Regions from separate parts of the Homo sapiens genome. Here region 1 is linked to region 2. The links are chromatin loops, found by intact Hi-C in ENCODE. Cell type or tissue: OCI-LY7. All regions are shown on one strand. Links, peaks and the distances in the headings refer to the core of each region. The heading gives the core; the rest is flanking DNA. Region 1 holds the start of THEMIS2 (thymocyte selection associated family member 2). Region 2 overlaps EYA3 (EYA transcriptional coactivator and phosphatase 3).

What was found. A loop is a pair of places that touch in the nucleus more often than their neighbours do. Peaks named below come from ENCODE experiments on the same cell type or tissue, not always from the same donor. Only the 100,000 strongest peaks of a DNase experiment are listed, where the experiment ranks them.
Region 1: it touches region 2 in a loop (1.9-fold over the local background); 6 of 110 quality-filtered maps call a loop at or near these places.

Annotation. Positions count from the first base shown.
Region 1 is chr1:27,866,825-27,881,804 of GRCh38, reverse strand. THEMIS2 (thymocyte selection associated family member 2) reads right to left here and starts at 9,261. Exons shown (of 6, transcript NM_001105556.3): 1 at 9,140-9,261; 2 at 5,077-5,217; 3 at 1,751-2,161. The coding sequence starts at 9,233. RefSeq lists enhancers at 1,667-2,167, 12,087-12,136, a silencer at 9,144-9,413 and a cis regulatory region at 14,171-14,692. In OCI-LY7, for the core only: no CTCF peak of the experiment used is centred there; DNase peaks (open chromatin) are centred at 6,424 and 8,307; H3K4me3 peaks cover 865 bases; H3K27ac peaks cover 2,246 bases.
Region 2 is chr1:28,069,235-28,084,214 of GRCh38, reverse strand. The region is part of intron 1 of EYA3 (EYA transcriptional coactivator and phosphatase 3); the gene reads left to right. Among named protein-coding and RNA genes, the nearest start is that of EYA3, 12 kb to the left of the region's middle. In OCI-LY7, for the core only: no CTCF peak of the experiment used is centred there; a DNase peak (open chromatin) is centred at 8,137; H3K4me3 peaks cover 2,625 bases; H3K27ac peaks cover 5,000 bases.

The DNA of each region.
Region 1 (14,980 bases), core at 3,736-8,735, 200 kb after region 2:
ACAGGCTGGAATGCAATGGCACAGTCTCGGCTCACTGCAACCTCCACCTCCCAGATTCAAGCAGTTCTTCCACCTCAGCCTCCCGAGTAGCTGGGATTACAGGCGCCCGCCACCATGCCCAGCTAATTTTTGTAGTTTTAGTAGAGATGGGGTTTCACCATGTTGGCCAGGCTGGTCTCGAACTCCTGTCCTCAGGTGATCCTCCCACCTTGGCCTCCCAAAGTGCTGGGATTACAGGCATGAGCCACCACGCCCGGCCCCCGCTGCCATCTTTTCTTTCCAATCAGAATCTTCCAATTTACACTACGCCACATTCCCACACATGCTTTCCCTTCAACCTTCTTTTTTTTTTTGAGATGGAGTCTCGCTCTTGTCGCTCAGGCTGGAGTGCAGTGGTGCGATCTTGGCTCACTGCAAGCTCTAGCCCCTGGGTTCACGCCATTCTCCTGCCTCAGCCTCCCAAGTAGCTGGGACTACAGGTGCCCGCCACCACACCCGGCTAATTTTTTTGTATTTTTAGTAGAGACGGGGTTTCACCATGTTAGCCAGGATGGTCTTGATCTCCTGACCTCGTGATCCACCTGCCTCGGCCTCCCAAAGTTCTAGGATTACAGGCGTGAGCCACTGTGCTTGGCCCCAACCTTCTTAAAAAAATTACTATTTTTATTTTTTTTCCTCCAAGTATTAAGAAAAAAGAAAAATAAATTTTAAAATTATTATTTTTAGGCTGTGCTCGGTGGCTCACGCCTGTAATCCCAGCACTCTGGGAGGCCGAGGTGGGCAGATCACCTGAGGTCAGGAGTTCCAGACCAGCCTGGCCGATATGGCGAAACCCTGTCTCTACTAAATATACAAAAAAATTATCTGGGCATGGTGGCGGGCGCCTATAATCCCAACTACTAGGGAGGCTGAGGCAAGAGAATCGCTTGAACCTGGGAGATGGAGGTTGCAGTGAGCTGAGATCAACCATTGTACTCCAGCCTGGGTGACAGAGCAAGACTCTGCTTCAAAAAAGAGAGAGATGAGGTCTCGCCCTGTTGCCCAGGCTGGAGTGCAAGGGTGTGATCATAGCTCACTACAACCTTGAACTCCTGGGCTCAAGTGATCCTCCTGCCTCAGCCTCCAGAGTAGCTGCTACTACAAGCACTAAGCCTAGCTAATTTTTTAAAAAAATTTTTGTAGAGATGGGGGTCTTGCTATGTTGCCTAGTCTGGTCTGGAACACCTGAGATCAAGCGATCCTCCAAAGTGCTGGTATTACATGCGTGAGCCACTGCACCTGGCGTAGCCGAGATAATTTGAGCATCAATAAGAATAACTGGCCAGGAACGGTGGCTCACGCCTGTAATCCCAGCACTTTGGGAGGCCAAGGCGGGTGGACCACCTGAGGTCAGGAGTTCAAGACCTGCCTCGCTAACATGGTGACACTCCGTTTCTACTAAAAATACAAAAAATTAGCCGGGCATGGTGGTGCACGCCTGTAATCCCAGCTACTCGGGAGGCTGAGGCAGGAGAATCGCTTGACTCTGGAGGGTGAGCCAAGATCACACCATTGCACTCCAGCTTGGGCAACAAGAGCGAAACTCCATCTCAAAAAAAAAGAATAACTTCAGTGTAATACAGAGGGAGCAACCTGAAGTTCCAGCTGATCCTCAGGGATGGGGTGGGGGTGTCTTCCATCAGAGCAGCTCCCAGGGGCAACCCTCTTTCTCTCCCCCAGCAGCGCGCATCCATCTGCCCAGGCAACTCACTGTGCATGATGGCTTGGATCTCATACTGGGGCCGCAGGATCAGGGAATGCCAGGGCAGGGTGGGGCAGGTGAGGACGAGGTCTTTCAGGGCTGGATCCTGTAGGACCTGGAGCAGAGTTCGAGGGGCACTAGGCTCCCATGTCCAGAAGGGCCCCTTCTGGGATAGGGGCAGGTGCAGGATGACCTGCTGACCCTCCATGCCCAGGACACAGCGGGCAGAGCGGATCCCGAGGTGCATCACCACAGCCTCAAGCATGAGGAGCTGGTCCTCAGTCACCACCCTGCCCTCTGTGACAATCCTGTGGGTCGACATGAAGCAAGTGGGCAGCTGCTTGGAGCTCTGAGTTGTGGCAGAGACCAGCTCCTCCAGGGTTTCATAGCTCTGTGGGGTGTTGAGGGGGGTGAAGTAGCCTGTGGGGGACAGCAGAGAGCAGGCAGGTCACTGTGGGGTGTCAGGGTGGGGCAGGCCTTTGTCAGGTCCAGACCCCAGTCTGGCCCTGCAGATGACCCAGCCAGAATCCCCCAGGGACAGGTGTCAATGACAGATTTGCATCTGGACATCTGGGCTGCAGGGCTGAGGGACACAGGGCAGAAAGTGGCAGTGCATGAAGGGACAGGGAGAGACAGGAAGTAGGAACCGAGAGAGACTTGTCACCAGAGACACAGAGAATGGAAGAGGGACACATTCCCTGACAGACACACTAGACTTCCACACTCTCCAAGCTCCTGACCCTACCTGCCTCTAACTGCCATCTTAGCCTTTCCTCCAGATGCCTCTCCACAGGTCCGATCCCACTCATCCAAAACCTGCCGTCCCTCTCTCCCAAACGAACATCCCAGGAGCTGCTGGCCAGAGCCACCTCAGACCACCCACTTTACCCCTGCATCCTGGCTGCCAATAGTGACTGCCCGACTGTCCCTGCACCCCCTCCCTCCAGCCCCCACCCATTCCGCCAGCAGCTGGCCTAAATACCTCGCTTCCAGACATGATACCGCTTTTGGGAAGCAAGCTTTTCCTGCCCCAAACCCACAACCTGAAGCTAATCGAGGAAACACTGCACAAGCTGGGACTGAGGGATATTCTACATAAGTACTGGTCCAGATGCTTCAAAATGTCAATGTCAAGACAAAGGCAGAGGAACTGTTCCAGTCTGAAGGAGAATGAAGAAACAGGACAACTGAATATGATGTGTGATCTAGGACTGGACTCTGGATTGAGGGGAAAAACTGCTATAAAGCATATTATGAGGATAGTTGCTGGAATTCAAATACAGCCCATGGATTAGGCAGTAGTACTGTACCAAAATTAAGTTTCCTGAATTTGATCATTGAACCATGTGAATGAATGTCCTTGTTTTGGGGAGATACTATAATATTTAGGGGTAATATATAGATGTAAAAGGGAACATGTCTGCAATTTACTCTCAAATGGTTCAGAAAAAACACATCCATATATACACATATAGTAATACATTCGTGTGTGTGTATGTATGGAGAGGGAGAGAAACACATGTAACAAATGTTTAACACTTGACGGGGGAAAGAAAAAAGGAAACCTGAGGCCGTTTTTGGCTGGGCACACTGGCTCACGCCTGTAATGCCAACACTTTGGGAGGCCGAGGCAGGAGGATCACATGAACCCAAGAGTTTGAGTGAGACCAGGCTGGAGAACATAGCAAGACCCTGTCTCTACTAAAAATGAAACAAAAAACCCTCACTGGCTCCTCATTGCCTTCGAAATAAAGAACAAACAGTGTCAGCACACCACATAGCCCCCAGGTGGTGTGGCTCCTGCGGCTCCCCACACAACTTGCCCCTAACCTGGAAGCCACACTTTCCCGCATCTGGCAGGCAGTCACATAACAGCCAGTCCTCAGAGTGTGCCTGCTTTGTACCAGGTGCCCCCTCCCCACTTTTTTTTTTTTTTTTTTTGAGAGACAGAGTCTCTCTCTATTGCACAGGCTGCAACCTCCACCTCCCAGGTTCAAGTGATTCTCATGCCTCAGCCTCCTGAATAGCTGGGATTACAGGTGCCCCCCACCACCCCTAGCTAATTTTTGTATTTTTAGCAGAGATGGGGTTTCACCATGTTGGCCGGGCTGGTCTTGAACTCCTGACCTCAGGTGATCCACCCGCCTCAGCCTCCCAAAGAGCTGGGATCACAGGCATGAGCCACCAGCCACTGCACCCAGCCTGTCCCAGGCCCCCTTCTAAGTGCTGTATACATATCAGCTCATTTCATCCTCATATCAAGCCTAATCGCCCTCATTACAGAAGAGGAAACTGAGGCCCAGGGAGGTCCCAGAGAGGCCCAGAGAGGAACCTGCCTAGCTTGCCCAAGGCCACTGGGATTCAATTCCAGGCCACTGGCTTCAGGGTCCAGGCCATGGCCCACCACACTACATGCCTCTTAAAATAATTGAGCTCTGGCCGGGCATGGTGGCTCATGCCTGTAATCCCAGCACTTTGGGAGGCCAAGGCGGGCAGATCACGAGGTCAGGAGATCGAGATCATCCTGGTTAACACGGTGAAACTTTGTCTCTACTAAAAATACAAAAAAAATTAGCTGGGTGTGGTGGCGGGCGCCTGTAGTCCCAGCTACTCGGGAGGCTGAGGCAGTAGAATGGTGGGAACCCGGGAGGCAGAGCTTGCAGTGAGTCCAGATCACGCCACTGCACTCCAGCTTGGGTGACAGAGCGAGACTCCATCTCCAAAAAGTAAAAATAAAAAAAAATAATAAGAATTGAGCTCCTTGGGGTTTCCTGAGCACCAAATGTGCACATGCTACTCCCTGTGGCTGGGATCTTTCTTCTGGTTCAGATGCCACCTCCTCCAAGAAGCCCTCACAGATCCTGAGGCAGGTTACTGTTGCTCAGACCCCTCTCTAAAGCTTATGACTCCTTTTACTGTTGGCCTCCTCTCACTGTCATCCCAGAAGCTCCCCACTGGAGAGGGTGGCACCTGATTCATCCTGACCCCCATACCCACAGCCCGCCACACGGAGCCTGGCACACATGGGTGTCTGCAGATGTTTGGGGAGTGAATGTGTGAGTGAACTCAGAGACAGGCACCTGGACAGGGCTTGGAACAGAGGCAGGTGTGACCAGAGACTGAGAGGGAGAGGGTGCAACCTCTCTGAGTCCAGGGCATTGCCGACCCTCTGAGGACATCCCCACCCTTGAGGCTGGGTTGTGGTGAATGTGAGGGCCTCGGGAGCAAACCCCGAGGGGAGGGAGTGACTGCTGGACGTGGCAAGCCCACGAGCAGCCTGCGGGTGTGCCAGGAGAGTGCCAGGGCACATGGGGAGGCAGAGGTGCCCACCTTACCCTGGAAGTTGGGGGCGAGCTCCATGGTCTGGCTGGTCTTCGGGTTCTCACAGACCACCTTCTGGAGGCGGACCTGGGTGACCTTGATCAGGTCCCCCGTGGAGAGGCAGCACTCATTCCCAGAGATCTCATAGATGGAGCCTGCGGAGACAAGGACTCCATTTCCCCATTGGACAAGGGCCAAGTGCTGGGCAGCCTGTGCCCTGGTGCCCAACAAGCTCTGCTCTGCCATGCCTTTGCACATGGTGCCTGCTGCCTGGCATGCCCTGCTCTGTCGTTCCTGCCTCATGCCCACAGGTTCAGTCGTCCTCAGCTGTCCTTGCCCCTCCTGGCATCGGTGCACCCCGCTGTGGCACACTTCTCTGGCCTTTTTCACATCCCCGTGCCTCCTCCACTGAGTTCACAGGCAGGGCTGATCCATCTCAACATCACTGCAGCCAGCACAGGGCTTGGCCTCTGAGTATGTGGTAAGTCCACAAATCAGTAAATAACCCAGTGAATCCCCCTCTCTGAGCCTGATTTTGTAGCTGTACACTAAGGGAGTTGGGATTCCCTTAGTGTACAGCTACAAAATCAGGCTCAGAGAGGGGTCAGTGGCTCCCTGGAGATCACCCGGAGCCAGGGCCGGTACCCAGCCCTCCTAGCACCCTGGAAAATAGAGGGGCACTGACAGAGTGAGGCCCAATGGGCAAAGTTCTGCTTTCCTGGTTTAAAGTGTGTAAGTGAGGGTTGGGCGCGGTGGCTCACGCCTGTAATCCCAGCACTTTGGGGGGCCAAGGTGGGTGGATCACGAGATCAGGAGATCGAGACCATCCTGGCTAACACAGGGAAACCCCGACTCTACTAAAAATACAAAAAAAATTAGCCAGGCATGGTGGCGGGCACCTGTAGTTCCAGCTACTCGGGAGGCTGAGGCAGGAGAATGGCGTGAACCCGGGAGGCGGAGCTTGCAGTGAGCCGAGATCACGCCACTTCACTCCAGCCTGGGTGACAGAGTGAGACTCCGTCTCAAAAAAAAAATAATAAATAAAAATAAATTAATTAATTAAAGTGTGTAAGTGGTGTCGAGAACACAGAAGTTGCTCAATAAAGATCTCTCACGCACACACGAGTGCACAGTCTCTCCATCCAGCTAATGGAGGACAACAGACTACGTGGCAGGACCTTGAGGCCACCTGAACCCAGCCCCACCCACAGGGCAGCTCCAACATCAGCCCTGAGAAACTGATGAAAACCTCCCCACGTACTGCCAGGAAAATGCCCACCAGTCATAAACCACAGTCTGTTTACAATGTCAGAGCATGGGCCTTCCAGACTGGTGAGAACAGCAGCTGTGGTACTACAGATACCCGGCACTGTGCCAAGGGCTACTGATGCGTCATTGTGTTTAAGACCCATGACTGCTCTTGCGGAGACAGGCAGTTTCAATTTCCTAAATAATGAAACAGCTGGCCAGGAATGGTGGCTCATGCCTGTAATCCCAGCACTTTGGGAGGCCAAGACAGGGGGATCACCTGAGATCAGGAGTTCGAGATCAGCCTGGCCAACATGGTGAAACCCCGTCTCTACTAAAAATACAAAAATTAGCCCAGTGTGGAGGTTGGCACCTGTAATCCCAGCTACTCAGGAGGCTGAGGCAGGAGAATTGCTTGAACCCAGGAGGTGGAGGTTGCAGTGAGCTGAAATCAGGCTACTGCACTCCAGCCTGGGTGACAGAGGGAGACTCCATCTCAAAAAAAAAAAAGAAGAAGAAGAAAAAGAAACAGCCTCTCAGGGGCTGAGTAGGTTGTACATGATGATCAGGTAATAGGAGGCAGAACTGGAAGTTATGGCTGGGTGCGGTGGCTCACGCTTGTAATCCCAACACTTTGGGAGGCTAAAGTGGGAGGACTGCTTGAGGACAGGAATTCAAGACCAGCCTGGGCAACACAGACCTCGTCCTTTTTTTCGAGACAGAGTCTCACTGTCGCCCAGACTGGAGTGCAGTGGTGCAATCATAGCTCACTGCAACCTCAACCTCCCAGGCTCAAGCAATCCTCCCACCTCAGCCTCCTGAGTTGCTGAGACTACAGGCATGCACCATCACACCTGACTAATTTTTTTATTTTGTGTAGAGACACGGTCTCAGTATGTTACCCAGGTTGGTCTTGAACCCCTGAGTTCAAGTGATCCTCCTGCCTCAGCCTCCCAAAGTGCTGGGATTACAAGCATGAGCCACCACACCCTGCAATTTTTTATTTTAAAATTTTTTGTAGACATGATGTCTCACCATGTTGCCAGGGCTGATCTCGAACTCCTAGGCTCAAGCAATCTTCCCACCTCAGCCTCCCAAAGTGTTGAGATTATAAGCATGAGCTATCACACACAACCTATGTTCTATTAAACAAAAAACAGGGCCTGGTGTGGTGGCTCATGCCTGTAATCCTAACACTTTGGGAGGCCGAGGCAGGCAGATCACTTGAGTCCAGGGGTTTGAGACCGGCCTGGGCAAAATGACAAAACCCCATCTTTACAAAAAATACAAAAATTAGCTGGACGTTGTCCTGGTGCGTGCCTGTGGTCCCAGCCTCTCAGGAAGCTGAGGTGGGAGGATCACTTGAGCCCAGGAGGTCGAGGCCGCAGTGAGCTGTATCGTGCCACTGCACTCCAGCCTGGGCAACAGAGCCAGACTCTGTCTCAAAAAAAAAAAAAAAAACCTAGGTTGAACCCAGGGTGTTTGCCTCCAGAGCCAGTGCTCCTAACCAACCACGCAGCCAGCCCCTTCTGAGTGCCCTGTAGACGCCTGCCCCTATTGGCATGGCCATCTGTCCTCCGCACTCACCCCATCCGCACACCCACACCCTGTCAGGGCCTTCTCTAGTCACCATCACTCTGACTTCCACCATTTCCACCATCCCGCGTCAGGCAGGATGAGGAAACAGGTGTTGTAACACCAGCAGGCAAAGGGTGCTGGGAGGACGAAGACGCTTGGTCCTGGGCTGGGGGAAGAGCAAACAGATCCCAGGCGCCTTCCTGCAGAAAGCCCCTGGAGGTAGAGTCAGAATTTGAACCCAGATCTGCCAGATTCCCAAGCAGACCTGGAGAGACCCACTGCGAGGTGGTGGCCCCCTGCGGGACCCTTCATGAGGGACCTCCTTGGTCTAGGACCCCACTTGGGACCTCAAACACTCTGCTGGAAGCTGCTGCGACAGAGCGTTTTTCTGCAGCCAGGGAACAGGATGGGGCAGGGCCTTCAAGCCTCAGTTCGCTCTCTAAGGAAGGAACCCGCACCCCCACACAGCATCTCTCTCCTCCACCTCCATCTCCCCTACTCGGTGGCCCACGGGTCCTCCCTGCCCACAGAGCAGCACTGGCCACCCATCCACTGTGCTGTCTTACCCTGCCCTCCACTGTCTGTTATTCCCTCACCGCTTGCTCCTTCAGGCAATGACTAGTGACTGTGCGCCTGCTGTGTGCCCATCCCTGTGAACCAGGCCGCTGCGGGCAGACGGCAGATGTACGGGGGCGTGCAAGGAGCAGAGAGCCAGGAAGGCTTCCGGGAGGAAGCGCCATTTAAGCTGAGAACTGAAGAGCTGATCAAATCAAGTACTGCCCATGGTCAAACAGAAGGCCAAGGTGGACGCAGGGACTGAAGGAAGGCAGTGTAGAGGAGGGCCGGGGGAGGAGTGGGAGGACACAGACGGGAAGACTGACCCTGCACTTCAGAATCAAGACGCAGCCACGACCACCAGCGGCCTAATGCTGCGTCCCGGCGCGGTCGGAGCTCTGTCCCATGCGCACCGCGGGGCCACCTAGGAGTGGCCCGGCTGCATCCACCTCCCGCGCCTCAACCCACTGACTTTTCATCACTACCCTGCGGGGCAGGTCAGCGGTCCCCGTTCCACGAAAGCAAAAGCCGAGGTCCAAAGAGGTTGAGTGCGGCCCCAAATCACACAGCTTGGCCAGTGGCAGTGTCGGGATTTGAACCCAGGGGCAGTTTCCCCGGATTGCTAACGTCTTCTCCGGGTCTCTGCCCCCGCCCCACACCAAGGGAGTGCTCGGAGGGGTTCCAGCCCCCGCTCACCCTCGAAGTAGACCCCCGAGCAGACCCGCAGCACGCGCGGGAGGGAGGCGGGGTCCAAGGCGCGCACGAAGTCCTGCAGCGGCACCGGCTCCATGGTCCCCGCGGCTCTCTGGGCTCAGACTGAGGGGCGGGCGGGCGGTCCCCGGGAGCCCTGCAGCCCCGCCCCGCCGATGCCCCGCCCCGCACGCCGAAGCCGCCCCGCCAGCCCGCGGGAGCCCTGCAGCCCCGCCCCGCCGAAGCCCCGCCCCCCGCCCCCTGCAGTACCCTATGGGGAAGGGGCGATGATGAAGATGAAGAAGTCCCAGACGCCCCCTCAGCAGTGCTCCCAGTTAGAAAAAGGGGACGCGGCCCGACTTGTTCTGCGTCTCATAGGAGGGACATGCCTCTGCCCTTTGGGTTTGAGGAGGGAGATGTAGTGTCAGGGCTCCCGAATGTCCCTCCAGGACACTCCATGGTCCTCTATCGGAAACCTCCTGGTGAAGGGGATCTCATTACCTCTCCAGAACTCCCATACTCTTTCGATAATTATTGTCTACGTTGGCCTCGAACTCCTGGACTCAAGTGATCCTCCCACCTCGGCCTCCCAAAGTGCTGGGATCACAGGTGTGATCCACCTGTGAGCCACCACGCCGGGCCTCACCAATTCTAGTTAAAAATTCTTCCTAAGGCTAAAGAGAAATCTGCTTAGAAGCCGGACCAACCACTTATCCTGACCCCACAGGCTCGGGATAAGCCTTTTCCATTTCCCTGTCCCTCAGGAGTCAGACCAACATAGGTTCAAATCCCAGGTCTCCTCTTGCTCGTTGTATGACGTTAGGCAAATCACTTTGATTGTGTGAACCTCAGTTTCTTACTCTCTAAAACAGGGAGAAGAGGGCCGGGCGCAATGGCTCACGCCTATAATCCCAGCACTTTGGGAGGCCGAGGCGGGTGGATCACCTGAGGTCAGGAGTTTGAGACCAGACTAACATGGTGAAAACCCGTTTCTACTAAAAATACAAAAAAACCTAGCCAGACGTGGTGGCACACACCTCTAATCCCAGCTACTCGGGAGGCTGAGGCAGGAGAATCGCTTGAACCTGGGAGGCAGAGGTTGCAGTGAGCCGAGATTGTACCATTGCACTCCAGCTTGGGCAACAAGAGCAAAACTCCGTCTCAAAAAACAAAAACAAAAACAAAAAAACAGGGAGAAGAGGCTGGGTGTGGCCTGTAATCCCAGCACTTTGGGAGACTGAGGCAGGAGGATCACTTGAGACCAGGAGTCCTAGACCACCCTGGGCAAACTAGCAAGACCCTGTCTCTTAAAAAAAAGAATAAAATAAAATAAGGCCAGGCGCGGTGGCTCACGCCTATAATCCTAGCACTTTGGGAGGGTGAGGCGGGCAGATCTCCTGAAGTCAGGAGTTCAAGACCAGCCTGGCCAATATGGCAAAACCCTGTCTCTACTAAAAATACAAAAAAATTACTGGGCACAATGACTCACGCCTGTAATCCCAGTACTTTGGGAGGCCAAGTTGGACAGATCACCTGAGGTCAGGAGTTCGAGACCAGCCTGACCAACAGGGAGAAACCCCGGCTCTACTAAAAATACAAAAGTAGCTGGGCGTGGTGGCACGTGCCTGTAATCCTATCTACTCAGGAGGCTGAGGCAGGAGAATCGCTTGAACCCGGGATGTGGAGTTTGCAGTGAGCCGAAATTGCATCATTACACTCCAGCTTGGGTAACAAGAGCAAAACTCTGTCTCAAAAAAAAAAAAAAATTAGCTGGGTGTGGTGGTGCGTGCCTGTAATCCCAGCTACTCGGGAGGCTGAGGCAGGAGAATCGCTTGAACCCGGGGGGGCAGAGGTTGCAGTGAGCCGAGATCACGCCACTTTACTCCAGCCTGGGTAACAGAGCAAGACTCCATCTCAAAAATAAATAAATAAATAAGTAAATAAATAAAATATCCAGGCATGGTGGCATGCACCTGCACTCTCAGCTACTCAGGAGACTGAGGCAGGAGGGTGGCTTGAGCCTGGGAGGTCGAGACTGCAGTGAGCTATGATCATGCCACTGCACTCCAGCCCCAGCCTAGGCAACAGAGTGAGAACCTGTCTCTAAAAAAATAAAAAAATAATAAAATAGGAGAAAGAATTATATCTCAGCAGATTGTGAGGATTGAATAAGATGATATAGGTATTGTGCAAAATGCCATATTTAGTTTTTTTGTCACTATAAAAGTAACAAAAGACTTTTAATCAAAGATAATAACAGAAGTTTAAAATACAATGAATAAATTCTAACTAAAGAACATTTGATTAATAAAAAGCAGGCATTCTTTACCCACCACCCAAAATACTTACACTAACTACTAATATTTTGTTGTGTTTCTTTCTAGTTTTTTTTTTTTTTTTTTTTTTTTTGAGAGGGGTGGGCGGTCTCATTCTGTCACCCAGGCTGGAGTGCAGTGCTGCACACACAGCTCACTGTAGCCCCCAACCTCCTGGGTCAGGCTTCACAAAAGTGAAGGGTCTTGCCTAAGGTTATGCCAAGTGGAGACACTGGGATTTTAACCCGGCTCTGCTAGGCTCCTCCTGCAGGCCAGAGAAAATGACCGTTCTTCACTTCTTTCCCAGGTGCTTAAGCAGATTGTGGAAGTTTGCTGGATTTCTGCTCAGCCCAGTTATGTCTAGAATTTCAGTAGAGGATGGGCTTTGGAGATAGACAGAGCTGGGCTCAAACCCTGGCTCCACTACTTCTTAGCTGTGTGACCTTGGGCAAGTCCCATACCCTCTCTGAGTCTCAGTCTCCTCTCCCTCTTTACAACCAAGGCTGGCAGGAGACAGGTGTTGGTAAAAATGTTAGTGTAACCCAGGCACATGGGGACATGCCCAGTACCCCATATCTACAATCATTACATGATATTGTTCTTTCCCAAGACCTCCTGTGCCTCTGACAAGAGTTCTCATCTTCTTTATTTCTCCCAACACTCTGCATTCTATTTGAGGAAATAAGACACTCAATGGGAACCTGACTTCCTTGCGGTTGCCCGTGTAATGGAGGAACTAAAATCTGAACCGAACCTGCAGGTGGTCACGGCCCAAGCCCTTTTCACTTCCCCAGGTTGGGAGCACCAGCCTGGGGATCTGTCCTTGGCTCCTCAAGAGCTGAATGGGGCAGAGAAAGAAGCTCAGATTCCCACAGTAGGACAGGGGCAGAAAGGAAGTCCCCCCGCCCCCACCAGCTGTGAGGAGGATGCCTCCAGCCACCGGGAACAGAAGTTCCTCATTTCATCAACCCATCTCTGTCAGCTTTTGGACTCTGAAGGTGGATGGCTCAGGACCTCCTTTGGACAGTGCAGGAGGCAGCTGGCCACAGCGGCAGGGTGACAGGATGGGGTCAGACCCGTGCCTGCTGTGTGGCACCACACACTCCGGTATATGATGTGTCACGTGACTTGGTGTTTTTCAGCAACTTGCCAGGCAGGATGTGGGGTCCTCCCTCTCCTCCCGTGTTTCCTCCCACTGTAGAGGAAGGTAAGGGCCTAACACTGACACAGCACTGGGCAGCGGTTGTTAAGGTGTCCTGCCATCCACTTCAACACCCACCGGCGTGGCCCACTCACCCAAAGCGGTGGGAAACATCCCAGCAGCCAGCAGGGTCAAGGGCAGTGTGGCAGGGACAGGGAGAATGCCTGTGCTCTGAGGGCGAGGGATGGAGGCCCAGCACATCCCTGAGCCTGCAGAAGGGCTGGAAGCCCTCCGCATGCTGGCTGGAAGTTACCAGTGTCCCTACCGTGTGATGCTGCCAAGCAGTTTGCCACTCAGTGATACTCCAGGCACCCAGGCTGCCCACCAGAGCAGATACACGCCTGGCCTGTGGGTCCCGAAGTTGTCCTCGAGTTGCTCCCTCACTGGGAGAGCAAGATCCACCAGCTGGCCCAATGGCTTCATGGCGCCCTTCCGCAATGACCACAATACAAAGACGGCACCACAGCAGCCCACAGGTCTCCTGCAGAAATGCTCACAGTTCCCAGGCGCGACGGTGGCAAAAGGGCATGTCTTGTCTTGTAACTGTTTTCTGGATTTTCCAGAACACAGTTTGAGTACTTAAAAGAAATTTTTTTCTTCCAGTCTGGAGCCTTGTCTTATTTTTAATTTTTAAATGTTTTTTAGAGACAGGGTCTGGCTATTTTGCCCCCTCTGCCCTTGAATTACTTTCATATTAACAAAAACAACATGAACAGACCCTGCATGGCCCCTCTGAGACAACTGTGGAGATCATGGGGGAGGGGTTCTCCCCCCAGTGCAGGTTTTCACAGGAGTAAAATAGGTCACTTTCGGGAAAAGATGCTCAGCATATCTTTTTTTTTTTTTTTTTGAGATGGAGTCTCGCTCTTGTCACCCAGGCTGGAGTGCACTGGTGTGATCTTGGCTCACTGCAACCTCCGCCTCCTGGGTTCAAGTGATTCTTCTGCCTCAGCCTCTCGAGTAGCTGGGATTACAGACGTGCCCACCACGCCCAGCTAATTTTTTTGTATTTTTACTAGAGACAGGGTTTCGCCATGTTGGGAAGGCTGGTCTCGAACTCCTGACCTCAGGTGATCCACCTGCCTCGGCCTCCCAAAATGCTGGGATTACAGGCGTAAGCCACTGCACCCGGCCAATGCTCAGCATATCTTTAAGGAGGCAGGCGTGTCTGCTTGTAAAGCCTCAGAGGGCTGGCTCATGCTCCTGTGTGGTGGAAAATTAGTTCGACTCCCCTCTTGGCTTTTTTCTTTTGTTTTCTTTTTTTTCGAGATGGAGTTTCACTCTTGTTGCCCAGGCTGGAGTGCAATGGTGCGATCTTGGCTCACTGCAACCTCCGCCTCCCAGGTTCAAGCAATTTTCCTGCCTCAGCCTCCCGAGTAGCTGGGATTACAGGCATGAGCCACCATGCCTGGCTAATTCTGTATTTTTAGTAGAGATGGGGTTTCTCTGTGTTGGTCAGGCTGGTCTTGAACTTCCAACCTCAGGTGATCCACCCGCCTCGGCCTCCCAAAGTGCTTGGATTACAGGCATGAGCCACCACACCAGCGCAAAACCCTTAATTAAAAGAAATTAAGGAGTGTGTAAGCAGAAACTCAGTTGTATGTAAGAAAACCCAGTTCCCCCGAGGAAGAGAAAGAGCTGGAGTCCTTTAAAAATTAACTGCCTGTGTTTCTGTGGCTAGTGAGTCTTATCTGTCCCTTTCCCAGACATTGTGACAACCCTGTTTCTCTAGATGTGCAGCTGCAAGGTCACTAGGCAGATAAACTCAAGTCACAAAACGTGTTTTTCCTTGAAAAATAAGAAATGATGTAATACGTGTCTCAATTGATTAAATAACTGCCTTTGTTTCTCGCTTCTGTAGTATGCTTCCGCCTGCACAGTTCTCCCCCCGCCCCACGAAATGCTTAAAAGGTAACTTAACTCTTTGTTCAAGGCTCAGTCCTTTGCATGTTAATCTGACTGGGCCGGTGCACCTAAATAATTAACAAATATCCTCCTGAACCCCATAGATCTCTCTGATTCCTTATAAATCCAGCAACACTGTCACCCAGGCTGGAGTGCAGTAGTGCAATCACGGCTCACTGCAGCCTCAACCTCCCAGGCTTAAGCAATCCTCCCACCTAAGCCTGGTGCATGCCACCATGCCCAGCTAATTTTTTTTTTTTTTTTTTTTAATTTGAGACAGAGTCTCACTCTGTCGCCCAGGCTGGAGTGCAGTGGCGCGATCTCGGCTCACTGCAAGCTCTGCCTCCTGGGTTCACGCCATTCTCCTGCCTCAGCCTCCTGAGTAGCTGGGACTACAGGCGCCTGTCACCACGCCCGGCTAATTTT
Region 2 (14,980 bases), core at 5,565-10,564:
CCATTTAAAATATGGGCTTCCTAAAATTTGTCTTTGCTGTTTTCCCATTTAAGTATGCAATAGTATTTTGAATCAGAAAAGGAATGTGTAGTTTAAATAGTGCCAACTTACTGTAAATAAGTTAACAGATCAGCCCAAGGCAGTCAGTGCTTAATATCGTGAAGATCTTACTACAGATTGTTTTGGATGCACTTTAACTTATTAGCTGTGGTTAATGTTTGTAGCAGTTAGATGGTTTTCATTTTCTTCCCTAGAAAATAATTAGCAATACTCTTTGTAATACATTTATTTCAGCAAATATTGTTTAGGCACCTACTGTGTACAGTTACAGTAATACATATTTAGGCTATTTATGTGGCTAGGTAATATTGTACCAGGCTGATATGTACACTTAAATTCTGAATTTGATCTTATTTGTACATTTCTGAATTAAACGTAAGACAACATAATTAGAATTAAATAAACTTAATTAACATAAAATCATGTTCTTTCGTTATAGATACAATCAAATAATTTTCACTTGGGAAACTTTCACAACTGAACCATGAAACTCTGTAGTGGTAAAACAGTAAAAATAAAAGTGAACTTTATACAGCACTTACTATGTACCAGGAACTATTTTAAGTAGTTTACATGTATTAACTCTTTAATCTTTACAACCCTATGAAATAAGGGTACTATTCTTTTTTTTTTTTGAGACGGAGTCTTGCCCTGTCGCCCAGGCTAGAGTGCAGTGGCACAATCTCTGGTCACTGCAACCTCTGCCTCCTGGGCTCAAGTGATTCTCCTGCCTCAGCCTCCTGAGTAGCTGGGATTACAGGCGTGTGCCACCAAGCCCGGCTAATTTTTGTATTTTTAGTAGAGATGGGGTTTCACCATGTTGGTCAGGCTGGTCTTGAACTCCTGACCTCGTGATCTGCCTGCCTCAGCCTCCCAAAGTGCTGAGATTACAGGCGTGAGCCACCGTGCCCAGCCAAGGGTACTCTTCTTACTATCTCCATTTTACATATAAGGAAACTGAGGTACAGAAGTTATGTAACTTGCCCAAAGTAACACAACTAGTTATCAAAGAGCTGGATTTGAACTTAGTCTTTTTGGCTCCTGAGTTAATCTTATTTGTACAAGGGTCTGCTACTTTAGTGATTTCTTTCTTTATAGGTTGAGGTTAAAAATCTAGTTTGTCTGAAACACAAAAGAATACTGCTTTTGGTTAGGAACCTTAAGGAGGGTTTTACTTGGCCTTTTTACTAATGCTGGCTTAAGGCAAATTGCAAACCTTTTACTACCGATGTTTCTCAGATGGCAAAACCATATATTAAGAAAGCAATAAGGGATCAAATTCCTCCCCCGTTAGAAAAATTATCTTATGGAAGTTAATTACTTTGGAGTTACTTGGAGATAAGTCACTATTTTTTATAAAATGGCCCCTCGAAGTTAATTTTTTTCTTTTACCTTCAGAGTATTAAACAAATTTATGTAATAGTCTTAAAATACTTAAATCTTACCATTCCCATATGAATTTAACAACTTTGAAATATAAAACAGAAGACTAAAACTGAAACATCTGATTTGCCACTGGTCTCATTTCCAAATTTGGAAATTTATGTGAAATTAAGGACATTCATCTCTTCAGGACTATCATGTTTAGAGTACATTCATCTCTTTAGGGCTATCATGTTTAGAGTAGTATATTTAAATTAGTGATTTTATTTTTACTTTAGAAAAGATGAGGGGAACTTTCACAAACAAATTACTTTCTAAATGAGAAGATGCAAATAATAGTCATTTAGAATATTATTGATCATATTAAGATGATTCTTTTGTTCCTTTATTAAGCCCAAATAAAAAAATTTAATCAAATATCTGGGGGAAGGAGATTATTTTATATAAGTTGAGGTGCACCTTAATGCAGGAGTCTTGTACTCAGATAATGATATTATTTTTCTGAATATTTTGAAAACAGTCGAGAATCGTAGAATCTGGTTTACAGAAAAAGTATAAATATTTCTGGTAAGAAGTGACATTTGATTAGGAATACTAATTTTAATTCTCATGTTAACTCTTATTAATTGAGACATTAAGTATACTGTTTTTTTATAGTAGCTTTTGTCCTTTTTCCACTTGGTGGGAAAGTATTGTTATGGAGCTGAACAGAGTAAGCTTTGCTATGATGATAATACTTGTTGATATTTAGAATGTTCTTTACTTTTAGTTAAACATTTAATTTTTGATTCAAAGCAATTCCCTTTTAAATTGCTTCTGCAATTTAATTTAATTTAATGGCTTCCACATTCAAAGCAATGTGGGTCTGATAATCAGTGTATTTAAACATTTCAATAGTTTTCTTTCACCTGAAATTTAATATTGTAGCAATTACTGAATTTAGGAAAATTGGTAGGTAGTTGCTATCAGCACCGTTACTACGGGAATACATTAGAATGATTAGCTTTTAGGTGAAATTGAATTTTTTCTTTAGTTTCCATAGTGACTGAAAACGATTTAGGTCAGCTTCACCTGTTGTGCCCCTCCCCCTTTTCAAAATAAGAGGAACATTTAATTTAGCACAATGATGTTAATTTTTTCCTAGTAGATTGATGAAATGAATGTGATAATCTCACTCTCTTTACCAAAAGAATAATCCAATATATACATGTATGAATTTTGGGGGAATATTTCAGACTTTAGAGAACATTATAGGATAAAAAATAGTACCTAAATATCTTATAAAAATCAGTGTTTTATTACATCACTGAATTTTTCTCTTTTAAATTTAAAAATGTCAAATTTAGGAAACATCTGTGATAATTTAAAGAATAATTTTTGAAATCTGCTTTTGCTTTTCACCAGGTGTTCTTCTGCTATAGGTTAGGAAGCAGTAGTTAGGCAACACTAATGAATAATATTCTTGAGAGTGAGAACTAGAGCTTCACAAAGAGAATAGGCCATCTCTCATATTTAGTGGGGCATTTAATAGGTAGATAAACTGAAAATTTTTGCTTTCATTTCTATGTATTTTTTGTTAGTATGTATTTATTTACTGTAGGTACCTCACATTCTGTGCAAAAAAAAATTTTTGGAAGTAACTCAGTGGTTTCCTTTATCTTTTTTGTTCTCTTTCAGAGGCTTGCTTATATAAAACTACAATTTAGAGAACCATCGGCCGGGCGCAGTGGCTCATGCCTGTAATCCCAGCACTTTGGGAGGCCGAGGCGGGAGGATCACCTGAGAGGCAGGAGTTCAAGACCAGCCTAGCCAACATGGTGAAACCCCGTCTCTACCAAAAAAAAAAATACAAAATTAGCCAGGCATGGTGGCAGGCGCCTATAATCCCAGCTACTTGGGAGGCTGAGGCAGGAGAATCGCTTAAACCCAGGAGGCGGAGGTTGCAGTGAGCCGAGACCACGCTATTGCACTCCAGCCTGGGCAACAAGAGCGAAACTCCGTCTCAAAACAAACAAACAAAAAAGAGAACCATCAAACTCTGAATGTTGTTTCCTCTGTAGTATGAAGTGGTTATTTTCTTCCCTTTTTGACTGGCCATTTTTTTTTTTTTTCTGATAAAGTGGCTTTTAAACTTTTCTGATCATGACCCACTATAAAATACATTTTACATTGCTATCCAGTACTCAGACACATATATGTACATATTAATATTTGAAATCGAAACAGAAGTTTCTTGAAACAGTATCTTTACTACTGGTGATGCATTGTAATATTAATATTTTCTATTCTATTTTGTTTGTTTGTTTGTTTTTTGAGACAGGATCTCACCCTGTATCACCTGGGCTGAAGCGTAGTGACGCTATCACGGCTCACTGCAGCCTCGACCTCCTGGGCTCAGGTGATCCTCCTGCCTCAGCCTCCCAAGCAGCTGAGACTACAGGTGTGTGCCACCATGCCTCACTAATTTTTTTTGTTTGTTTGTTTTGTGTTTTATAGATGCGGTTTCACTGTATTGCCCAGGCTGGTCTTGAACTCCTGGGCTCAAGTGATCCTCCTGCCTCAGCCTCCCAAAGTGCTGGAATTATAGGTGTGAGCCACTGTGCCTGGCCTCTATTTGTTTTATTGTTTTTAATTTAAAACAAACTGCTGGTTTCCATTCACTAAGTTGATATCAGTGCCGTTACTACGGGAATACATTAGAATGATTAGCTTTTAGGTGAAATTGAATTTTTTCTTTAGTTTCCGTAGTTAATGCAATGTACCTGCAGTTTGCAAAATTTTAGTGACTGCTAGATCTTTCCCCTAATATTGTCTTTTTGTAATGGAAAATGTTTAGGTTTGGGGCCAGGTGTGGTGGCTCATGCCTGTAATCCCAGCACTTTGGGAGGCTGAAGTAGGAGGATCACTTAAGCCCAGGAGTTCAAGACTAGCCTGGGCAACATAGCGAGACCCTGTCTCTACCAAAAAAAAAAAAAAGAAAATGTTTAGGTTTGCTAGTTTTTTTCTCTGCAATGTACGTGGATGGATTCTGTAAAACTTAACCTAAATAGCTGCAGAACAATCATTGAGAGAGGGAGGTCCTGTTGCCCTGATTACCATTACTGTCATCCCTGTTCTTTACCATTTCTAGGCACATTATTTTAAAAACTTATTTTGGAATCGTGAGGTTGAAAATGCTCGGTTGTATGCTGAGCTTCTATCGTTAGAATCCTTTGCTAGTTTCCATCTAACAGTCCAAAGTTTAGGTCCTTTCAGTTGGTTTTCACAAACCTTGCTTCTGTTCTTGGCAACTAGTCAAAAGGTTACAAAGCTGCTTTATTCTGCTCTCTTCTGGCCCAAGTCCAGTCTTTGTAAACCAAAAAAAGAGGACTGAGGAATGAAGCAGTTTGCTCATGTGTATATGGTCAGGTGAAATAACATGACTGAAGAGTAATTAGGGTTTGCGACAGTGGATTACATTTATGTATTGTCCCAATTCGTTTCCTGTAATCACAAAGGGGGAAAGGGCGTAGAAATATCAACAGTTCCTTGCCTATCCTAGCTGGTAGAGTGAAACAGGGTCAGCAGACATACTCTACTATTTTTATACCACTACCTGCTCTTAACACTTAGTGAGCACTTACTATGTGCCAGGCACTATTTAAAGCACTTCACTTGTGTTAACTCATACTCATACTTGGGAGGCCTGGGGAAAAAAAATGAGAATGGTAAAGGATAAAGAAGAAGACTTGCCATCTTCTCGTATGTTCTCATTACTTGGCTTAAGAATTCTGGCTGTTGATGACTATAGTATGGCATATCATACATTTTAAGCTCAGTCAGCTTTTAAATATCACCAGTCCTGTCTGCATTGTTCCATTATGAGACACATAGCTGTGGTTTGAGAACTCAGGCTTTGAAGCTAGCCTGCCTGGGCTCGAATACCAGGTTGGTGACTTACTATGTGTATAGCATTGGGGAAGTTACTCTCTGTGCCTTAGTTTTCTCATCTGTAAAATGGTGATAATAACAAATAGCTTCTATTTTATAGACTTATTGAAAGATTAAAATAATTAATGTATTACCTGGGCATGGTGGTGCATGCCTATAATCCCAGCTACTCAGGAGGCTGAGGCATAAAAATTGCTAAACCTGGGAGGTGGAGGTTGCAGTGAGCTGAGATCATGCCACTGCGCTTCAGCCTGGGTAACAGAGCGAGACTGTCTCAATTAAAGAAAAGAAGAAGAAAAAGAAATAGTTAATATATTAAAAGTACTTAGAACGGTACCTGACCCATAAGAAGCATTCCATAAATGTTTGCTATTAATAGTATCAACTCACAGTTGGAGCTCCTGAGAGTGTTTGTGACTATGATGAGTTCTGTATATTTGCTGAGTAACAGGGCATGATTGACATTTAATGTTATATTGCTCAGGAGCTTGAAAATATCTTGTCTTGAGGACCTGTAGGGAAAGTTCTTGTGTAGCGTGTTGGATTTAAAGCTAAAGGTTATCAAGGCTACAGGCCCAACTTTTAAAATCTCTCTTAGGAACCACTTGTTATTTGGGCCGTAATCTTAATAGTTTTAATGGTTTGCTATTTGGGAAAACTTAAGTGGAGCTAGTTAGTGAATTGACTTTCATTCAAGACCAGATTTCTTTCCTTTTTATCTTTGGTGTAAGATATTTATTTATTTTATTTTTCTTTAACAAACACTTATATTATCCTGTCTGATGGAGTTTTGAAGGGGTAAATAAATTTGGAGAAATAAAACATTAATAAAAAAACTGAACCTAGATTTTACAGTTCTTCTAACAGCTAAAGACATAGATTTCAAAAGACTTAGTTCTGTTAGTATAGTGTATAGTCAGTGTTATCCAAACACTGATAAGCTGATATATAGGACTGATGTATAGATGAGATATATAGGTATGTAGAATGTTAGAGAATTGATGACATAGGGTACAACTTTGTATAACTGGAAGCAGCACATTTATAGAATATTCATGTTGTGATTCTCAGAAATTTTAACTGCACAGATTAAAGAAGGATGAAGATAAAGTTTTAGAGTCTTTGAGTCTGGATCTTCAAACAGATTTTTTAAAAAATTTCTTTTATCATATTCTTATTCTTTTTGATTTCTTGTTTTTTTTTCATGTCACTTGTTAACACCCACTACAAACAGAGAAATTCTTATGCTGACAAGTTACTAAAATTGGAGAGAGATCCAAGGAGTGTTGGAAGAAATATAGAAGAACCATTGTACTGTTATTAAGCTCACTTTGACATAGCTAATTCAGGTTAACCTCCTCCTTCTTAATACTTTTTACTATGGTTTTGAAATTTTTCCTTTGGAACACATCTTCCTGTTTCATTAGGAACTTGTTGGGGAAGCACGGTGGCTCATGCCTATAATCCCAGCACTTTGGGAAGCTGAGGCAGGCGGATCACCTGAGGTCAGGAGTTCGAGGCCAGCCTGGCCAACCTGGTGAAACCCCGTCTCTACTGAAAATACAAAAAACTTAGCTGGGTATGGTCATGCACACCTGTAATCCCAGCTACTCAGGAGGCTGAGGCAGGAGAATCGCTTGAATCCAGGAGGCGGAGGTTGCAGTGAGCCGAGATTGCGCCACTGTACTCCAGCCTGGGTGACAGAATAAGACTGTCTCAAAAAAAAAAAAAAAAAAAGATTGTTTTGTAAACAATTTCAAAGGATGATTTTTGTTAAGTAATATTAGAAATTATAAAAACAGACCGGGCGTGGTGGCTTGCACCTGTAATCCCAGCACTTTGGGAGGCTGAGGCGGGTGGATCACCTGAGGTCAGAAGTTCGAGACCAGCCTGACCAACATGGAGAACCCCGTCTCTATTAAAAATATACAAAATTAGCCAGGCGTGGTGGCGCATGCCTGTAATCCCAGCTACTCAGGAGGCTGAGGCAGGATAATCACTTAAACCCTGGAGGCGGAGGTTGAGGTGAGCCGAGATCACGCCATCGCACTCCAGCCTGGGCAATGAGAGCGAAACTCTGTCTCAAAAAAAAAAAAAAAAAAAAGAAATTATAAAAGCAATTATTCTTAGAGAGACATTTTTTTTCTTTTCTTTCTTTCTTTTTTTTTTTTTTTTAGGCAGAGTCTTGTTGTGTCACCCAGGCTGGAGTGCAGTGGTGCGATCTCAGCTCACTGCAACCTCCACCTGGGACTACAGGCATGTGCCACCACACACAGCTAATTTTTGTATTTTTAGTAGAGACAGAGTTTTACCATGTGGGCCAGGCTGGTCTTGAACTCCTGACCTCAAGTAATCCACCCACCTCGGCCTACCAAAGTGCTGGGATTACAGGTGTGAGCCACCACGCCTGGCCGAGATTCTATTTCTGGTAAACTAGTATTTTTTTCTATTAAGAATTTGTTAGAGCCTAAATATATGTATATATTTTAAAAAGCAACTTTCTCAGTAAGTTCTGACAGTGTTTTGTTAAGTGTAAAGTTACTATAAATAGTCCTACAGCTGATAATACTATGATATGTTAGTCATGCCTCCAGAACAAAGTAGCCAGAAGAATTCACCAAATTTACTGCAGTCAGTTGGCTGCACTATTTATTTATGGAAGGTATTGACCAGTATGGTGATGGTTTTTATCTGTCTACAGAAAGTCCCATCAGGGAGGTGTAGGTGGTTGCAGTTTTTCTGGTTACAGAAATGTGATTTGTGCTGTTGCCTAAGTTATGAGAGCTGAAAGACTCTCTTAGGATCACACTAAAGGGAGCCTTAAGAGAGGTTAGCTGAGTGTAGGTCTGCTGGATATTTGTGTCTGCTTTAGCAGGGCTCTGAATACAAAGGATTCTGAGTGGATATGTTAGTAAGTATGTTAGATATTTTTTTAAAGGTATTAAATCAAGAAAGGTGGCTTTCAGCTGATGAGACTTTAATGGATTTCTGAAAGATAGGAAACAGTGAGACCAAATTGTTGGAAAAAATAGGAGAAGAAATCACAGCGAAAAGTATATGTAGAAGTTTCAGAAATGTAGCAGACTCCAGGTAAACAAATATGAAGAACTGAAGGGTACCTGGAATATTTATCAATGGCAGCAATCTGTGAGCATTTATTCAAGAGAAATGGCTGAATCTTGGCAAAAACAGCAAACTTTGTGGCATTTTAATTTGTGCTTTTCCCTCTAGCTCCTCAGTAGCCTTGAAAACCAACAGCCTCCAATCATGGTGAAAACCAGCCACTGGAAGGGATAGATCGAGTTTAGAGTTCTTCAAAACTCCATTCCCAGAGTTGTCATTATTTTACCTAGCTAGTAGTTCCTTGAAAAACCTCATTCACAAGACCATCTGTATTTGACCTGACTTGAAGCTCACTTAGTACAAACAACCTTTCCCCTTGCAGTGTTTATTGAAAACAGTTAAAGGCAGTTGTTGAACAACTTGAGTGCTCACCATCTTGAGTGACAGTGAATAGTTAGATCGAATAATAGGCTAACCAAGAAGCTTAAAAGGAAAAGCTGGGAAATGAGATGTTCATAAGGAAATTTAAGAAGCTCTGGTATATTTCTGGGAATCTAGAAGGCTATGTGCATGTGTAGGGTTGTGTGCTGCATGCTTAGGAAAGAACTAAGAAGGTCCTAAGCTGTCAGTTCTGATTAATCTCTAGACTTTGTGCAAGCAAGAAGTAAAGGCTAAGGAAGGGTTGTAAACTGCTTGGCTGAATGTGAAAGGTATGCCCTAACACATGTAGTTAGGCTGTCAATACACACTGAGTCTTATACTGGTTTTAAGCATTTAAGGAAGTCTCTGCCCAGTCATTAGCTGATCACAAATGAACAGCAGAGACTTTAGTGACCACATATGATAGAAAATTAATATTTTAGATAATTAGTTCAGGAAAGTCACTAAAAGAAACAACAATAAACAGTAACAACAGTAAACAGTAATAACAACAAATACCTGGTAGGGGAAGAATCTGATTTTTCGAGTTGTCACATTACCTTATTTAAAATGTTTAGTTTTCAAGAGACTGTTATTACAAAGCATGCAAAAAACCACTTAAGTATGGTCCACACATAGGAGAGAAAGCAGTAAATTAGAAAATGTTCCCTGAGGAAGCCCAAATGTTAGACTTTAGTATTAGGCAAAGACTTTAAATCAGCCATTTAAAATATGTTCAAAGGGCCTGGTATGGTGGCTTGCACTTACTGAGGAGGGACAATTGCCACTGCACTCCAGCCTGGGTGACAGAGCAAGACCTCATTTCTTTAAAAAAAAAAAAAAAAGAAAGTTCAAAGAACTAAAGAAAACCATGTCTAAATAACTAAAGTAAGGTTTTGTGAACTATATTATATTAGTCCACTTGGTTTGCCCTAACAGAATACTATAGATTGGGTGGCTAAAATAACATGTATTTTCTCACAGTTATGGAAATTGAAAGTCTAAGATCTCTTTTAAATGAGTACTAACTTCTATTTTAGGTATAATTGCTTCTGAATAATTGTATGTTGTATAGTTCTACCTCTAGTGTTTAAGATAGGGTAGAATTCTTCCACCATTTCAATTTAAATAAGGAAAGGGTATCTGAAGGTAGTCACATTTAGAATAAAAATAAGAATTTATACAATTTGACCTTAAGTTATCTATGTAATGGAAAAATTCTTCTGTTATGATGGTAACAGGTAATAGAGCCTACATTTCAATCTCTGTACTCATAAATAAACTGTTGATCCAACTGTTTTTATAGTTTTATCTGCCAGTGTTTCAGATCTCGTTACTAATAAATAAACTATTTATTGTTCCAACTATGTTTATAATTTTGTTAGCCAACATTTCAGATCTCTGTACTCATAAAAAAACTGTGGTCTGTGTTTATAATTTCATTTGTTTGTATTACAGTCATAGAATTTTATGCAGTTTCATATGTGATTTTGTCTAAAAATCTAAGTAGATCCTATTATAACTTTTGAGGTATAATTTACATACATTTAATTCTTTTAAACATACAGTTCTGTAAGTTTTACAGATGCATACAATTTTGTAAAACCACATCGAGATACAGAGGGCCAGGTGCGGTGGCTCACATCTGTAATCCTAGCACTCTGGGAGGCCAAGGCGGGTGGATCACCTGAGGTCAGGAGTTCAAGCCCAGCCTGGTCAACATGGTAAAACCCCATTTCTACTAAAAATACAAAAATTAGGCTGGGTGCAATGGCTCACACCTGTAATCCCAGCACTTTGTGGGGGTGAGACAGTTGGATTACTTGAGGTCAGGAGTTCAGGACCAGCCTGGGCAACACGGTGAAATGCTGTCTCTACTAAAAATACAAAAAAATTAGCCAGGCATGGTGGCACATGCCTGTAATCCCAGCTGCTCGGGAGGCTGAGGTGGGAAGATTGCTTGAATCCAGGAGGTGGTGGTTGCAGTGAGCCAAGATCGCGCCACTGCACTCCTGCCTGGGTGACAGAGGAAGACATCATCTCAAAAAAAAAAAAAAAATTAGCTGGGTGTGGTAGTGCGTGCCTGTAGTCCCAGCTACTTGGGAGGCTGAGGCAGGAGAATTGCATGAACCTGGGAGGTGGAGCTTGCAGTGAGCCAAGATCACGCCACTGCACTCCAGCCTGGGCAACAGAGTGAAACTCTATCTAAAAAAAAAAAAAAAAAAAAAAAATATATATATATATATATATATATAATAGTTTCATCAATCCCAAAAAGGATCCCTTGTGCCTCTTTATAGTCAACCTTTTTTCCCATCCCCAACACTGGCAACCACTAATCTGTTTTCTGTCCTTGTAGTTATGTGATATAAATGGAATTATACAATATGTAGGCTTTTGAGTCTGGCTTTGTCCACTTAGCATAATGCATTTGAGTTTCATCCAGATTGTTCTGTGATTTACTGTACAGTATTCCATTGTATGGGTATACTGCAGTTTGTTTATTCATGTGCCAGTTTGAAGGGCATTTGAGTTGTTTCCAGTCTTTGGCATATATATGAACAAGCTACTGTACACATTTATATACAGGTTTTTATGTGAACATAAGTATTCTTTTCACTTAGGTAGATACCTCGGAATGGGATTGAAGGATTGTATAGTAAGTGTATGTTTACCTTTATAAGGAACTGCCAAACTGTTTTCCATGACTGGCTGAACTGTACCATTTTGCATTCCCACCAGCAGTGTGCAATTTCTAATTGTACATTGTTCTAGTTGTAGAGTTCTTGTTGTTCCACATCCTTGCCAGCATTTGGCCAGTTTTTTTATTTTTATTTTAGACATTCTAGTAAGTGTGTGCTGGTATCATATATACATATATATTCCCACCCTTCCCCCAGGGCTCTCTGTACTAGTCTCTGCTTAGCCTAAACGAAAGGATCTAAATCTACAGAGGCCAACAGTCCCAAACTTTTGGAATCTCCTCTGAATGCAGCTCATTACTGTTTACTAGATTCCAGACTTCATTCAGATTTTACTACTTTTTCTACTAATATCTTTTTTCTACTCAAGGATCCAATTCAGGATACCACTTTGCATTTATATAGTTTAATTTTTATTTCTGGCTGTAACTAACATGTTATTGGTTTATAAGATACTGCTACTAGTTTTGGTTCTGTTTTTTGCAAGACTATTTTTTCAGTTCCTATCTGTCCCAAAATGCTTTATATGTCACATAATTTTTTTGGGGGGAATGAATTCAATTTGTGTGTCATCATTTTGAGTTGCATTCAGAGGAGATTCTTAAAGTTTGGGACTATTGGTCTCTGTAGATTAGATCCTTTCATTTAGGCTAAGCAGAGACTAGTACAGAGGGCCCCTGGGAAAATTGTTTCAATTAAGAGTCTTTATCAAGAAATGATTAAGTTCCTAAATTTTACCCTTATTTACTTTGTTGCTTGAAGTTGGAATTAACAACTTTACTTGGTTAAATTAGCTGAGCTTTTATAGTTTCATTCTGTTTGATCTGTACATTTTTGTAAAGGGTAGTTAAATGGCATATTCAACACTGACATGAACTTTTGATGCAGCAGCCAAAAGTAATTATGATTTCTTTCAGAATATGTCTTTAATACCTGGCATATTTTATCCTGGATTCTATTTCAGTGTTTTTCTTCCAGCTTGAAATATTCTATGAATATGTTTAGAAAGAATTTCAGGGCTCTATTCAAGACAAACAAAAAAGAAATCCCAAAGAAAAATACATGCAAAAAAGTAATTGTTGAGTTAGAAAAGTCACGTTTTTCCAATGAAAAAAATTTCTGATCATTTAGTACCATATTATGATGTGTTTATCAACGTTCTTGATATAGTGCTAAGCACAGTGTTACAAAGTTAAAAATTAAATATTTAGTAAATGATTTATGGAGGAGCATATTACTGTATAACTATTACATGAGAGAAATGCAAAATAGGAACTTCAATCAAAACAGAAAAATATGAGCTCAGTCTTGAGGCATAGTTTACGTAAGATTGTTATTTAAGATAAATTGGAAAGGAGGACTTTTATATATTTCAGGTTTAACTCTAGCAGTAATTTTTTTCCCTAAGCAGAACACATCAAACAGTATGGTGAGGCTAGGCGTAGTGGCTCACGCCTGTAATCCCAACACTTTGGGAGGCTGAGGCAAGCAGATCACTTGAGGTCAGGAATTCGAGACCAGCCTGGCCAACATGGTGAAACCCCATCTCTACTAAAAAATACAAAAATTATCTGGGCGTGGTGGTAGGCGCCTGTAATCCCGGCTACTCCTGAGGCTGAAGTAGGAGAATTGCTTGAACCTGGGAGGCTGAGGTTGCAGTGAGCTAAGAGTGCGCCATTGCACTCCAGCCTGGGTGATAGAGGGAGACTCCATCTCAAAACAAACAAAAAACAGTATAGTGAATGTATGCAGACTTTAAGTGCTGTCTTGCAAATACTAGTGTTGAGTTTGTTAAGGCGTTGGAAAGATCTTGTAAGATTTCTCAAGATCCATGAAGTACCTGGGACTGTCAGTGTTATTGTTACCTGGGTATTTCTTCCACTATATAAATTTAAAGTTTATCCCAGAGTGACAGCAGGAGAATGCTAACTTTGGAATTATGTAACACTTTCATTAGAGAGGCAAACTTGACAATTATTTGGAAAGTTTTTAAGTGTTTTATGTTTATTATTTTTAATGTCTGGAAGCATTTTTTTTTCAGCTGTATGTACAGTTGTGTTCTCTTATCTTATTTACATTTCTTTCTCTTTTTTTTGAGACGGAGTCTCACTCTGTAGCCCAGGCTAGAGTGCAGTGGCATGATCTCGGCTTGCTGCAACCTCTGCCTCCTGGGTTCAAGTGATTCTTCTGCCTCAGCCTCCGGAGTAGCTGGAATTACAGGTGCCCACCACCACGCCTGGCTAATTTTTGTATTTTTAGTAGAGACGGGGGGTTTCACCATGTTGGCCAGGCTGGTCTCGATTTCCTGACCTCAGGTGATCACCTGCTTTGGCCTCCCGAAGTGCTGGGATTACAGGTGTGAGCCACCGCACCCGGCCCCTTACTTAGATTTCTTCATTTCCCACTTTCGTTTTCAGTTTGTCTGTTTCATTCAGTGGTCAGGAGATGGTCAACAAGCCCAAACAGAGAGGTAATAGCAAAACCAAGCAAACAAAAAACATAAACTTTGCTATTTGTATTAGTTTCTTGTGGCTGCCATAACAAATTACCCCAAACAGACTTTGAGGCTTAAAACAACAGAAATTTATTCTTTCACTTCTGGAGGCCAGAAGTCTGAAATCAGGGTGTTGGCAGGACTGAACTTGCTCCAGAGGCTTTAGGGGCAATCATCCCTTGCCTCTCCCAGCTTCTGGTGGCTGCTGACATTCCTTGACCGTAACCCTCCAGTCTCTTCTTCCATTTTCACATTGCCGTCTTCTCTGTATGTGTGTTAAATGTCTGCTTTTCTCTTATAAGGATATTTGTGATGGCGTTTAGGGCCTATGTATAATCTCATCTCAAAATCCTTAATAACATATGCAAAGACTGTTTTTCCAAATAAGTGAACATTCACAGGATCTGGGTATTAGGCTATGGACCCATCTTTGGCTAGAAATCTATTTCATGATAACTGTGTGTATATGTGTTTGGGAAAGGGGATTTCCCCCCTCCTCTCTTCCTCTTCTACCCCCTCTTTCCCTTCCTTCCTTCTCCTCTTCCCTCCCTTTCTCCTTTCCCTCCCACCCTCTTTTTTTTTCTTCTTCTTCTCTCTCTTTTTTTTTTTTTTTTAAATAGATTGGGTCTCTTGCTGTGTTGTCCAGGCTGGTCAACATACCAGATTACCAGATTACTCCTGGGCTCAAGGGATCCTCCTACCTCAGCCGCCCCTTCCCACTTTGACCCCAGCCCCAGTTAAAATTACTTGTTTTGGCCGGCCATGGTGGCTCATGACTGTAATCCCAGCAGTTTGGGAGGCCGAGGTGGGTAGATCACTTGAGCTCAGGAGTTTGAGGCCAGCCTGGGCAACATGGTGAGACTGTCTCTACTAAAATACGAAAAATTAGCCGAGTGTGGTGGCATGTGCCTGTAGTCCCAGCTACTTG